Regions from separate parts of the Homo sapiens genome. Here region 1 is linked to region 2. A link is an interaction called in ENCODE POLR2A ChIA-PET data of the cell type or tissue named here. Cell type or tissue: CD4-positive, alpha-beta T cell. All regions are shown on one strand. Each heading gives the region's core, and the rest is flanking DNA. Links, peaks and the distances in the headings are about the cores only. Region 1 has its middle 15 kb from the start of RHOT1. Region 2 has its middle 18 kb from the start of TMIGD1.

Region 1 (6,511 bases), core at 1,875-4,374, 1.8 Mb after region 2:
AGGGTCTGAAGTTTAGGCTGTACCTCTGGAACTTGTCTTTGTTCATGAAGACAAAAAATGCTTAAATCACTTTGATCTGAGTAGCTCCATGGGGTCTGATTAACTCCACATGGGTGCCAACTGAACTGTCCCACACAAACCCCCACTCCCATCACAGTGTTTTATTTTTTATTTTTGTATTTTTTGTAGAGACGGGGTTTTGCCATGTTGTCCAGGCTAGTCTCAAACTCCTGAGCTCAACTGATCCGCCCACCTCGGCTTCCCAAAGCGCTGGGATTTACAGGCATGAGCCACTGTGCCTGGCCCCATCACAGTGTTTTATATTGGGTATTTCAGAACCTCTTGCCCACAGAGAAATGGGCAGAGGGGACCACACTATGAGAATTGATTGTATGTGCTCAGAAATGGGATCATGGGCCGGGCGCAGTGGCTTACACCTGTAATCCCAGCACTTTGGGAGCCCGAGGCCGGTGGATTGCCTGAGGACAGGAGTTCAAGACCAGCCTGACCAACATGGTGAAACCTCGCCTCTACTAAAAACACAAAAATTAGCCAGGTGTGGTAGCAGTCTCCTGTAATCCCAGCTACGTGGGAGGCTGAGGCAGAAGAATCGCTTGAACCCAGGAGGAGGAGGTTGCAGTGAGCTGAGACTGGGCCATTGCACTCCAGCCTGGGCAACAAGAGGGAAACTTTTGTCTTAAAAGAAAAAAAAAATGAAATGGGATTACGGTGCCAACATGGTTGCCAGACAGACCAGGCGTCTGCCAGGGAGTGGTTTCATATCAGATGACCTGCTATCTCTGTGAAGTTAATATTGTACCATGGCCTTATCCAGCCCTGCTGCAGTTCTTTACTGTGAGTAATAGGAAGCTGTGAAACAGCACTTTTCATAACACAAATGGCCAGTTACTTGGCCTGTCTCTGTCCCACTGCCATTGCCCAGGCTCTGAGCTGAGTGCGAGTCTCAGCTGGATGTCTGTACTGCCTCCCAGACAGCCTCCTGCGGTTTGTCTTACCTCCTCCAATCCCTCCGCCTCTTTACCACTCGAGTATTTTTATGACACACAAAACCTGCTTTCTTACTCCTCTGCTTACAGTCCTTCAGTGATGCTTCGCACTGCTCAGGAGAAAGTCTGAGCTCCTTTGCTGGAACACAAGGGCCTCCAGATCAGTCCCCTGCCCACTTCTCCAAACCAGGCCCCTGCTGCTTCTCCAGCACCCAGTGTCTAATCTCCTTGGCCTGGAATACGAGGCCTCCAGACTGGGACCCTGCTGCTTCTGCAGCACCTGGTGTCTAAGTGCCTCCTTCTTGATGTCTGCTCTTCAGTCACAAGGAGCTGCTCATCTCTCCCTGAGGACACACGTGCACAAACACACACACATGCACACACAAGTGCACACACAGAGAGGAGCGTGCTCTTCTACTCCTTCTCCCTGCAGTCCCTGGAATGCACCATCTGTCCTAAACCAAAGGCCCACCCCCTCCCTGAAGTCCACCCTGGTCTCACCAATCACAGGTCCGATATGCAAAAACACAGATATAACTTAGAGTGCTCACTCTGTGCCGGGCACGGACTTAAGTACCTCACAGGCATTAGCTCTTTTAATCCTCACAACAACCTTATGAAATAGGTTCTGTGATGAGCTCCATTTTACAGATGAGGAAACTGAGGCTTGGAGATTTAAAGTAACTTGCCTGGTTTCACTTAGCTGCCGGCCCCCTTTTCTCCCCCCAGAACACTGACTACATTTCCTTCATAGCGTGTTAGTGCATTTAATAATTTTCATAACCACCAACTCTAATGATACATGGTGGGAAAGGTCAGTGCCCTCTTGGTTTGTGGTCCCCACAGTCAAGCTCAGGGCCTGGCACCCAGCAGGTGCTCAGTAATGCTGTGACTAAAGCACTGGTCTGTGTTTCTTCAAGGAAGCTCTTTCTTCCTGCATCAAAATCCTCTTGGCTCAGAAGTGGACTCATGGGAAGGGCTACGAGGCTTGTGCCGCAGGGTCCTTCCCTTGTGTGGGGCCCCACTAGCAATGCACACAGATGCTCATCTAGTTTTGTAAAGTAAGATATTATTTTTTGGCCAGGCACGGTGGCTCATGCCTGTAATCCGAGCCTTTGGCAGGCCAAAGTGGTAGGATCGTTTGAGCCCTGGAGTTCAAGGCCAGCCTGGACAACATGAGGAAACCCTGTCTCTACAAAAAATGTAACAATTAGTTGGGCGTGGTGGTGTGCACCTGTAGTACCAGCTATTTGGGAGGCTGAGGTGGGAGTCCTGGAGGTGGAGGCTGCAGTAAGCAGAGATCATGCCACTGCTCTCCAGCCTGGGTGACAGAGCCAGAGTCTGTTTCAAAGACAAAAAAAAAAAAAGAAATTATTTTTCTTAAAGATGCCCCCTATATTTGTAATCTTTAGGGCCCACAAAACCAAGGTCTGTGTGAGAGGCTTGCTGAAAATGCAGCTTTCAGCTGGGCATGGTGGCTCACACTTATAATCCCAGCACTTTGAGAGGCCAAGGTAGGAGGATCACTTGATCCCAGGAGTTTAAGACCAGCCTGAGCAACATAGCAAGACTCTGCATCTACAAAAAAGTAAAAAATTAGCGGGGCGTGGTGGTGCATGTCGCTGGTCCCAGCTACTTGGGAGGCCGAGGTGGGAGGATCACTTGAGCCCGGGAGGTCGAGGCTACAGTGAGCCATGATTGAGCCACTGCACTCCAGCCTGGGCAACAGACCGAGACCCTATCTCAAAAAAAAAAAAAAGAGAATGCACATTTCTAGCCCTACCCCCAAGCACCCAAATCTTGGAAGATTCTTGTCTTACCAAAGTCTGAGCACCACTATGCGAAATGTTTCTTCCCTACCCCAGTGATTTTTCTATTTGCTTTAGGGCTCAAAAGAGTCATTGCAGTGGTGGGGTCAGCTATTAACATCTCTCTTTTCCTGGAAACCAGTTGATGCCTATAAGAGGGGTTTCCTCAGCTCTCTGAATAACTTCAATTTGTTCTTTTTGGGCCAAGCCCTGTGCTGCCTGGTCCTGCTGATGAGAGTTCGGCTAGAGGGAGGGGTGGGGAGGGGCCTGAGCTGGGGGACCAGCAGGGGGGCAGCCTGCAGCCCTGAACCCTAATCCTCGTCACTGTCCCTTCTCTGCCTCATAAAGGTGTTCTTGCTCTTTCTCCTTTCTAGCCAAGTCTCCTCCCTCCACATATGTGTTCTCATCTAGATCAGTTTCGATTCCCGCTGGTGGAAAGCAGCCTCAGGCAGGGCCACTGCGCAGGAAGGGCGGGCCTGGGTGCAGGCGGGGCTCCGGGAGTCACCCCCAGACGCGCGGCTCCCCTTCCTTGTCCTCCGCATGACGCCCGTGCCGGAGCCCACGTGAGCCTTTGCCAAGGAGAGATTCAGAGATATGAGCAGAAAAACTGGAAGATGGACTTCTTCAATAAGGCAGCGGGACGGTTTGGCTGATGGAAGATGTTTCCCGGAAGCCTGTTCACGCTCCACCCTGAAAGTCCCAGGGCCGTGAGAGTCAGCCGGGCCGCCGAGGCGGTGCCCTCCAGGCTGCAGGATGATCCAGGGACTGTTTTCCTCAGCACTGTGTAGGTTTCAGCTTATGAGTTCTGTCCATGTTTTGTGAGATTTATAGCTAAGTATTTACCTTTTCGAATGATTATAAACAACATAGTAGTTTTAATTTTAGTGTCTACTTGTTTTTTGTTACTATATAGAAATACAATCGATTTTCATATATTTATGTTGCATCCTCTGTGCTTCTAAACTCACTAGTTTTGGAAGCTGTTTTTTGTTTTTAGATTCCTTAAAATTTTATATATGGGCAATCATGTCATTTAATAATCAACCTGTATGCCTAAAATAATCAACCTGTATGCCTAAAATAATCAACCTGTATGCCTTTTATTGTAAGAAAATCCCTAAATACTGGGATTACAGGTGGTGAGCCACCGTGTCCAACCTGAAACTTTTTTTTTGGTGATTTCAAATGAACTTGACTTTTACTGTAATTATACCTAAAGTATTTGTAAACAATTGTTTAGAACTTCTATTTGTCATGGACTTTTGAGTTTATTCTTTGGATCATATAAAAAGACTTTTTTTTTTTGTTTTTAAAGTTATAAATCTCTGTATGCACTTTGCTTTTCTTAATTAAACATAATCCAAAGTAAGCTGTGACTCATTTATTTATTTATTTATTTGAGACAGGGTGTCGCTTTGTCACCCAGGCTATGGCTCCATCTTGGCTCACTGCAGCCTCAACCTCCCAGGCTCAAGCAATCTTCCCACCCACCTAGGCCTCCCGAGTAGCTGGGACTACAGGCATGCACCAGCATGCCTAGCTAATTTTTGTATTTTTTGTAGAGACAGGGTTTCTCCATGTTGCCCAGGCTGGTCTCAAGCTCCTGGACTCAATCAGTCCTTCTGCATCGGCCTCTCACAGTGTTGGGATTACAGGCGTGACTTTGCCACCATCCCCGGTTTGTTTTTTTTCAACAGGCAGAGTTTAACTATCACGGAAGCCTCCCGCCTCAGCCTCCCAAAGTGCTGGGAATACAGGTGGAAGCCACTGCACCCATCCAGCTATGATTCTTCGGTAGTGTACAAGATTGTACACTACCAATGTATCTGATTTTCAATTTTTCTTGAAATGTGATGCAAGTGGTGTCAGCCTGCTGATAAGTTAACATTGTTCAGGATGAATCTTCTACAGAAATAATTGCTTTTTTTCCCCAGTATTTAGTACTGAAAGATATTAATGGTAATATATTTCTGGTTTAATATAAATTAAGCATGTTTTCTAGTTGTGCGTGAATGCTGGCTGGCAACTTAGTAAGTTTTGACAGTTGTTTAAATATGTAATGTTAAGCTTAGGTTTTAAAAAAGTAAAACTTATAAAGGAAAATAAAAAGAATCTCAGGATCCCCAAACTCCTTATGCCAAAGAGAAAGTTAAGCCTGGAGGTTGTGCCACACAACACTGCCATGCTTTTGCCAAGTGCAAAGCTGCTACTTCACAAGCTTGTGTGAAAGCATGAAGCATTAGCCAGACCCCCACAGGATGCAAAAGGCCTCAGGCAGCTCCAGATGTTTGCCCCACAAATCAGTCACACTTAAATATTTTGCTGCCTCAAAAACTTTCAAGATGTCAAGATGTATATCCACCCGTAAAATGAGGGCATGTTGATTGTAACTTTAGGTCTGCAATCTAAATGTAGCTCCTGAAACCAATGTTGTTCCTTTCTACACGGATAATGTTGATTCCAAGCTTATCTTTCCAGGTGCAGAACAAAGCGAAGATGAGATTAATCATGCTTCCACCTACCCGGAGACACCTGCACAATTAATTCTTCCTTTACTCCCTTTTTTTCCTTCAGAAGTTCACCTTATCTTATGTAAAATGCAGATCTACTGGGCACTAACTAAAGTCTCACAAGAATATAACCATTCCCTGTCTCACTACTTACCTGCCCCTCATCCTACATGCCTTCCCCACCCCTCTTTTTTTTTTTTGAGATAGAGTTTCGCTCTTGTTGGCCAGGCTGGAGTGCAATGGCGTGATCTTGCCTTACCACAACTTCCGCCTCCCAGGTTCAAGCGATTCTCCTGCCTCAGCCTCCCGAGTAGCTGGGATTATAGGCATGTACCACCACGCCCATCTAATTTTGTATTTTTAGTAGAGATGGGGTTTCTTCATGTTGGTCAGGCTGGTCTCCAACTCCCGACCTCAGGTGATCTGCCTGCCTCGGCCTCCCAAAATGCTGGGATTACAGGCTTGAGCCACCGTGCCTGGCCATGCCTTCCCCTGTTTAAGGATATGTATAAATACTAAATCTCCTTAAAACCTCTTCAGAGAATCCATGCCACAGACTCTTTCTGTGCCTTGTGTTTTTCCTGGGCACTTCCTCAAGCTTGGACTCAATAAACTTTGGCTGATGGAGACTTACCTCAGCCTGTCATTTTTTTTGTTTAACAAACTGATAAACTGCTGTTTATTATTTACTTTTAAAAAAAGAAAATAAATATGAATGTGTTTGGCACATTCAAAAAAATTTAAGAACTGCTTTCAAAAGACGCTGTTGAAAAAATGAAAAGATCGTCACAGGCTGAGAGAAAATATTTGAAAATCAGATTTCTGATAAAGTGCTTGCATCTGTCAAGTCTTGTTAAACACCAACAACAACAAAAAAAAGTACTCTCATCCAAAATATGTAAATTACTCTCAAAATTAAATAATGAGAAAACCATCTAAGTTTATAAATGGGCAACATGTTGGAACAGACAATGCAAAAAAAGAAGAGACACAGGCATAAATAACCAACTGAATAGATGTTCAACATCATCACTCTTTAAGGAAATGCAAATTAAAACCATTAATGAGACACCACTCCACAATTATTAAAATGAAAACATTTCACTCAGGCTTGAGAGGCTGATAATGAGGTTCTGCCTGTCTTGTCACCCAGAGTTATCTGATACACCTTAGGAATGCACCCTGA
Region 2 (6,511 bases), core at 2,226-4,725:
AAAAAAAGACACTAAAAAAGGATGGGTGGCTTATGAACAAGTTCATAATAAACAATACACTGAGCGGCCGGGCGCAGTGGCTCACACCTGTAATCCCAGCACTTTTGGAGGCGAGGCAGGCAGATCACTTGAGGCCAGGAGTTCAAGACCAGCCTGGCTAACAGAGTGAAACCCTGTCTCTACCACAAATGAAAAAATTAGCCACATGTGGTGGCACACACCTGTAATCCCAGCCACTCAGGAGGCTGAGGCAGGAGAATCCTTTCCACTTGGGAGGCAGAGGTTGCAATGAGCTGAAATTGTGCCACTGCACTTCAGCCTAAGTGACAGAATGAATGATACTTCGTCTCAAACAAACAAACAAACAAACAATACACTGAGAAGTAGAGATGAATACATTGCTAGCCCAGTGTATCAGTCAGGGTTCCAGAGAAACAGAACCAACAAGATCTCTCTCTCTCCCTGTCTCTGTCTCTATCTATGAATGAAGAGACTTATTATAGGAATTGGCTGATGTGATGATGGAGGCCAAAAAGTCCCATGATCTGTCATTTGGAGATCCAAGTTGGAGAACCAAGAAAGCTGGTAGTGTAATTCAGCCTGAGTCCAAAGTCCTAAAAATCAGGGAGCTGATGGTATAAAGTCCTGGTCCAAGTCCAAAGACCTGAGAACCATGAGTGCTGATATCCACAGAGAGGTGAGATGTACTTCCCAGCTCAAACAGAGAATTTGTCCTCCCTCCACCTTTTTGTTCTATTCCGGCTCTCAATGAGTTAGATGATACCCATGGAATTAGTGAGGACAGATCTTTACTCAGTCTACTGATTCAAATGCTAATCTCTTCCAGAAACACCTCACCGACACACCCAGAAATCATGTTTTACCAGCTATCTGGGCATTTGTTAGCCCAGTCAAGTTGACATGTAAAATTAACCATCACACACGGTAAAATCCAATTTTTGGACACTCATCAGCCCTTTTACTACTATACTGTTATTTTTGAACTATTTATGTAAAAGAATCATATTTTCAGAGGCTTATCCTATCACATACAGGGTCACACTACAGTTTAAGTAGAGTCCTGTTTGTTCACTATTTGCCTTTTTTTTTTTTTTTTTTTGGAGACAGAGTCTCACTCTGTAGCCCAGGCTGGAGTGCAATGGCGTGATCTCAGCTCACTGCAACCTCCACCTCCCAGGTTCAAGTGATTCTCATGCCTCAGCCCCCTGAGTGGCTGGGATTACAGAGCCATCAAACCCGGCTAATTTGTGTATTTTTAGTAGAGGCGGGGTTTCACCATGTTGGCCAGGCTGGTCTTCCTGGCCTCAAGTGATCCACCCGCCTCCACCTCCCAAAGTGCTGGGATTACAGGCATGAGCCACTGTGCCCGGCCAACTTTTGTTTTTTTGAGACAGGGTCTCACTCCATTGCCCAGGCTACAGTGCAGTGGCTTGATCATAGCTCAGTGCAGCCTGGAACTCTTGGGCTCAAGGGATTCTCCTGCCTCAGCCTCCTGAGGAGGTAGGACAACAGGCATGCAACACCATGCCCAGCTTTTTTTTTTTTAAGAGATGGAGTCTTGCTGTGTTTCCCAGGCTGGTCTCAGACTCCTGGCCTCAAGTGATCCTCCTGCCATGGCCTCCCAAACTGTTGGCATTACAGGTGTTAGCCACTGCATCTGGTCACTATTTAACTTTATAATGCTGTTATGATTTGTGGTATTTATATTCCTATGTTCATGATTTTTAAAAAAACTTCAACGGATTTAATATACATAAAATGCACCCTTCTAAAGAATACAATTCTGTGGTTTCTAATATATTCACAGAATTGTGCAAGCATCCTGACTAGTGTTAGAACATTTTCATCCCCACAGAAAGAAACTCTGCATCCCTAAGCATTGACTCCCTATTTCTCCCTCTGCCTTACAGTCCCTGGCAATTACTAATCTACTTTCTGTTTCTATGGATTTGCTTATTCTGGACATTTCATTTAAATGTAGTCACACAATATGTGGTCTTTTCTATCTGACCTCTTTTTTTTTTTTTTTTTTTTTTTTTTTGAGACTGAGTCTCACTCTGTCGCCCAGGCTGGAGTGCAGTGGCGTGATCTGGGCTCACTGTAAGCTCCGCCTCCCGGGTTCACACTATTCTCCTGCCTCAGCCGCCCGAGTAGCTGGGACTATAGGCGCCTGCCACCACGCCCGGCTAATTTTTTTTTATTTTTAGTAGAGACAGGGTTTCACCATGTTGGCCAGGCTGGTCTTGAACTCCTGACCTCGTGATCCACCCGCCTCGGCCTCCCAAAGTGCTGGGATTACAGGCGTGAGCCACCATGCCTGGCCGTTTTTTTCTGGAGATGGAGTCTTGCTCTGTCGCCCAGGCTTGAGTGTAGTGGCGTGATCTTGGCTCACTGCAACCTCTGCCTCCTGAGTTCAAGCGATTCTCCTGCCTCAACCTCCTGAGTAGCTGGGACTACAGGTGTGCATCACCATGCCTGGCTAATTTTTGTATTTTTAGTAGACACGGGGTTTCACCATATTGGCCAAGCTGGTCTCAAACTCCTGACCTTGTGATCTGCCCGCCTCAGCCTCCCAAAGTGCAGGGATTACAGGCTAGAGCCACTGCTCCCGGCCTCTATCTGACCTCTTTAAGTTAGCATGATGATTTCAAAATTCATCCATATTGCAGTATGTGACTTCCTTCCTTTTTACGGCCTAGTATTGTTCAGTGTAGGGATATAACACATTTTTGTTAATTTGTGCATCCTGGATGTTTGTATTGCTTCCAGTTTTGGCTATTTTGAATAATGCTACTATGAACATTCATGTACAAGTTTTTTTGTGGACATGTGTTTTCATTTCTCTTGGCTATATATCTATGAGTGCAATTGCTGGGTCATATAGTAACTCTATGTTTAACATTTTGAAGAACACCTAACTTGTTTTCCATAGTGACTGTACCATTAACAATTCCACCAGCAATGTACAAGGGTTACAATTTGTCCACATTTTCATCAACACTTGTTATTGTCTCTTTTCTATTTTAGCCATCCTTGTAAGTATAAAGTGTCATCTCACTGTGAGGGTTTTTTTTTTTTTTTTTTTTTGGTACAGCTTTATTGAGATATAATTTACCTACATACTGAGATATAATTTACCCATTTAAAGTATACAATTAAATGGTTTTTACTACATTCACAGTTGTGCAACATCATTGCAATCAATTTTAGAACATTTTCATCATCCACAAGAGAAACGTCATACCCTTTAGCAATCTCGTTGAGGTTTTCATTTACATTTCCCTAATATGTAATAACATTGAACATCTTTTCATGTGCTGCTTGGCCACTTGTATACCTTCTTTGGAAAAATGTCCATTCAAATCTTTTGACCATTTTAAGTTTTTTTTTTAATTGTTGAGTTGTAAGACTCTTTATATATTTTAAATACAAATCCCTTAATAGATATATGATTTGCAAATGTTTTCTCTCATTTTGTGGGTTGTCTTTTCTTTTCACTTTCATGATAGTGTCCTTTGAAACAGGTCATGCTCTGTCACCCAGGCTGGAGTGTAGTGGTGTGATTATGACTCACTGCAGCCGTGACCTCCTGGGTTCAAATGACCCTCCCACCTCAGACAGCACCACCCAGCCCCCAACCCCCAGTAGCTGAGATCACAGACATGCACCACCATACCCAGCTAACTGTTAATTTGTTTTGGTTGAGATGGGGGTCCCCATATGTTGCTCAGGCTGTTCTGGAACTCTTGGGCTCAAGGAATCCTCTAGCCTGGCCCTCCCAAAGTGCTGGGATTACAGGCATGAACTACCTACCATGCCCAGCCTGATAGAGGCTTCACAGCACAATTTTTTTTTTTTTTTTTTTTTTTGAGACAGAGTCCTGCTCAGTCACTCAGGCTGAAGTGCAGTGGCACAATCTTGGCTCACTGCAACCTCCACCTCCCGGGCTCAAACCATTCTCCTGCCTCAGCCTCCCGAATAGCTGGGATTACAGGTGCCCACCACCATGCCCGGCTAATTTTTGTGTGTGTGTGTGTTTTTTTTTTTTTTTTTTTAGTAGAGACGTGGTTTCACCATGTTGGCCAGGCTGGTCTTGAACTCCTGACCTTAGGCAATCCGCCCATCTCAGCCTCCCAAAGTGCTGAGATTACAGGCGTGAGCCACCACGTCTGGCCTGTAGCACAATTTTTAATTGTAAAAAAGCTTAACAGTTATTTTTCCTTTTGTCATGTATACTTCTGGTGTCATATCTAAAATACCATTGCCTAATCCAAGGTTATATTTTCTTCTAAGAATTTTATAGTTTTAACTCTTATATTTAGGACCAGATTTATTTATTTATTTTATTTTATTTTATTTATTTATTTTTTGCGACGAAGTCTCACTCCTGTGGCCCAGGCTGGAGTGCAATGGTGTGATCTCAGCTCACTGCAACCTCTGCCTCCTGGGTTCAAGTGATTCTCCTGCCTCATCCTCCTGAGTAGCTGGGATTACAGGCTCCTGCCATCATGCCCAGCTAATTTTTGTATTTTTAGTAGAGACGGGGTTTCACTATGTTGGCCAGGCTGGTCGCGAACTCCTGGCTTCCGGTGATCCACCTGCCTGGGCCCACTAAAGTGCTGGGATTACAGGTGTGAGCCACCATGCTTGACCCAGAATTTATTTTAAGTTAATTTTTGCCTGTGGTGTGAGATAGGAGTCCATATCCATTTTTTTGCTTGTGGATATCCAGTTGACCCAGCACCATTTGTTAAAAAGGCTATTCTTTCCCCCATTGAATGGTCTTGGCACCCTTGCTGAAAATCAATTGACCAAAAATAGTAGGGTTTATTTCTGAATGTTCAATTCCATTCCATTGATCTATATGTCTATCCCTATGCTATTAGCACCCTCTTGATTACTGTAACTTTATACTAGGTTTTGAAATCAGGAAACATGAATCCTTCAACTTTGTTCTTCTTTTTCAAGGTTGTTTTTGGCTTTTCTGAGTCTCTTGCATTTCCATATGGATATTAGGATTAGTATATCAACTTCCACAAGAAAAGATGCTAGTATTTTGATAGGAATTGCATTAAATATATAGATTAGTTTGAAGTATTGGCATCTTACAATATCAAGTCTTCTGATCCATGAACATGGGATGTCTAGGTTTTCTTTAATTTCTTTCAATAGTGTTTTGTAGTTTTCAGTGTACAAGTCTTGCACTTCTTTGGTTAAACTGATTCCTAAGTAGTTTATTTATTCTTTTTGATGCCATTATAAATGAAATTGTTTTCTTAATTTCATCTTTGGATTGTTGTTTGCTAGTGTATATAAATAAAATTAATTTTTGCATGTTGCTTTTGTATCTGGCAACCTTACTGAACTTGTTTATTAGTTTTAATAGGTTTATAATGGATTCCTTAAGGTTTTCTATACGTAAAAGTAAATCATGTCATCTACAAATAGAGATAGTCTTATTTCTCTCTTTCCTATCTGGATGTCTTTTTTTTTTTTCTTATCTAATTGACCTGACTGGAATATCCAGCACAATGTTTAATAGAAAGTGAACATTCTGGCCAGGCACGGTGGCTCACACCTGTAACCCCAGCACTTTGGGAGGCTAAGGCAGGTGGATCACAAGGTCAGGAGATCGAGACCATCCTGGGCAACATGGTAAAACCCTGTCTCTACTAAAAATACAAAAATTAGCCGAGCATGGTGGCGTGCGCCTATAGTCCCAGCTACTCAGGAGGCTGAGGCAGGAGAATCGCTTGAACCTGGGAGGTGGTGGTTGCAGTGAGCTGAGATTGCACCACTGCACTCCAGCCTGGGTGACAGAGCAAGACTCCATCTCAAATAAACAAACAAACCAAAGGAAAAAAAAAAGGAAAGTGAACATTCTTGGTTTGTTCCTGATTTTAAGGGAGCTTTCAATCTTTCACTATTAAGCATTATATTAACTGTGGGTTATATGAATATTTTAATGAACTACTTTTGAGCTACTAGTCCTTTTTTTAAAAATTGGAAATATGATGCACTGTGATAGTAATATTGAAAATGAAAATTTAATCATGGTCCAGTCAGAGGTTTTAGTTGGAAGTAACAGAAACTAACTCTAGCTTATTTAAGCATGAAGGAAGTTTACTGATGACATATTGTAGAGGAGGAGAAAGAAACAGGTTCAGTGAAGGATTGGAACAAGAAGGTCCCAGTAGCAACTAAGACCACAGGCTAAACATTGCCATAAACCCATCCAGGAAGACCATTACTGATGAACCACTAAATGCCACAGCTTGGAATGGGGGCCTCAAAACACTGAATACTGCCCCATTGCAGAAACTCAAGTTGCCCCTAGAAACAGATGTTTCTGCCACCACTGCCACCACTAGGCATCATAACCAATTCCTGATTCTTTGTGTCTCTTGCTCTCAATTGGAGTTGGAGGAAGAAGACTGCAGATGTATTTTCACCCTTGTCTTTCTTACCCTTTGATCTTCTCGTGATGAGG

What was found. Peaks named below come from ENCODE experiments on the same cell type or tissue, not always from the same donor. Only the 100,000 strongest peaks of a DNase experiment are listed, where the experiment ranks them.
Region 1: POLR2A ChIA-PET joins it to region 2 with 5 read pairs; 1 of 35 experiments calls an interaction of 5 or more read pairs at or near these places.

What each region holds. Positions count from the first base shown.
Region 1 is chr17:32,124,271-32,130,781 of GRCh38, forward strand. No RefSeq gene overlaps it. Among named protein-coding and RNA genes, the nearest start is that of RHOT1, 15 kb to the right of the region's middle. RefSeq lists enhancers at 3,123-3,342, 3,403-3,462. In CD4-positive, alpha-beta T cell, for the core only: no CTCF peak of the experiment used is centred there; a DNase peak (open chromatin) is centred at 3,291; H3K4me3 peaks cover 1,661 bases; H3K27ac peaks cover 1,892 bases.
Region 2 is chr17:30,348,818-30,355,328 of GRCh38, forward strand. No RefSeq gene overlaps it. Among named protein-coding and RNA genes, the nearest start is that of TMIGD1, 18 kb to the left of the region's middle. In CD4-positive, alpha-beta T cell, for the core only: no CTCF peak of the experiment used is centred there; a DNase peak (open chromatin) is centred at 3,604.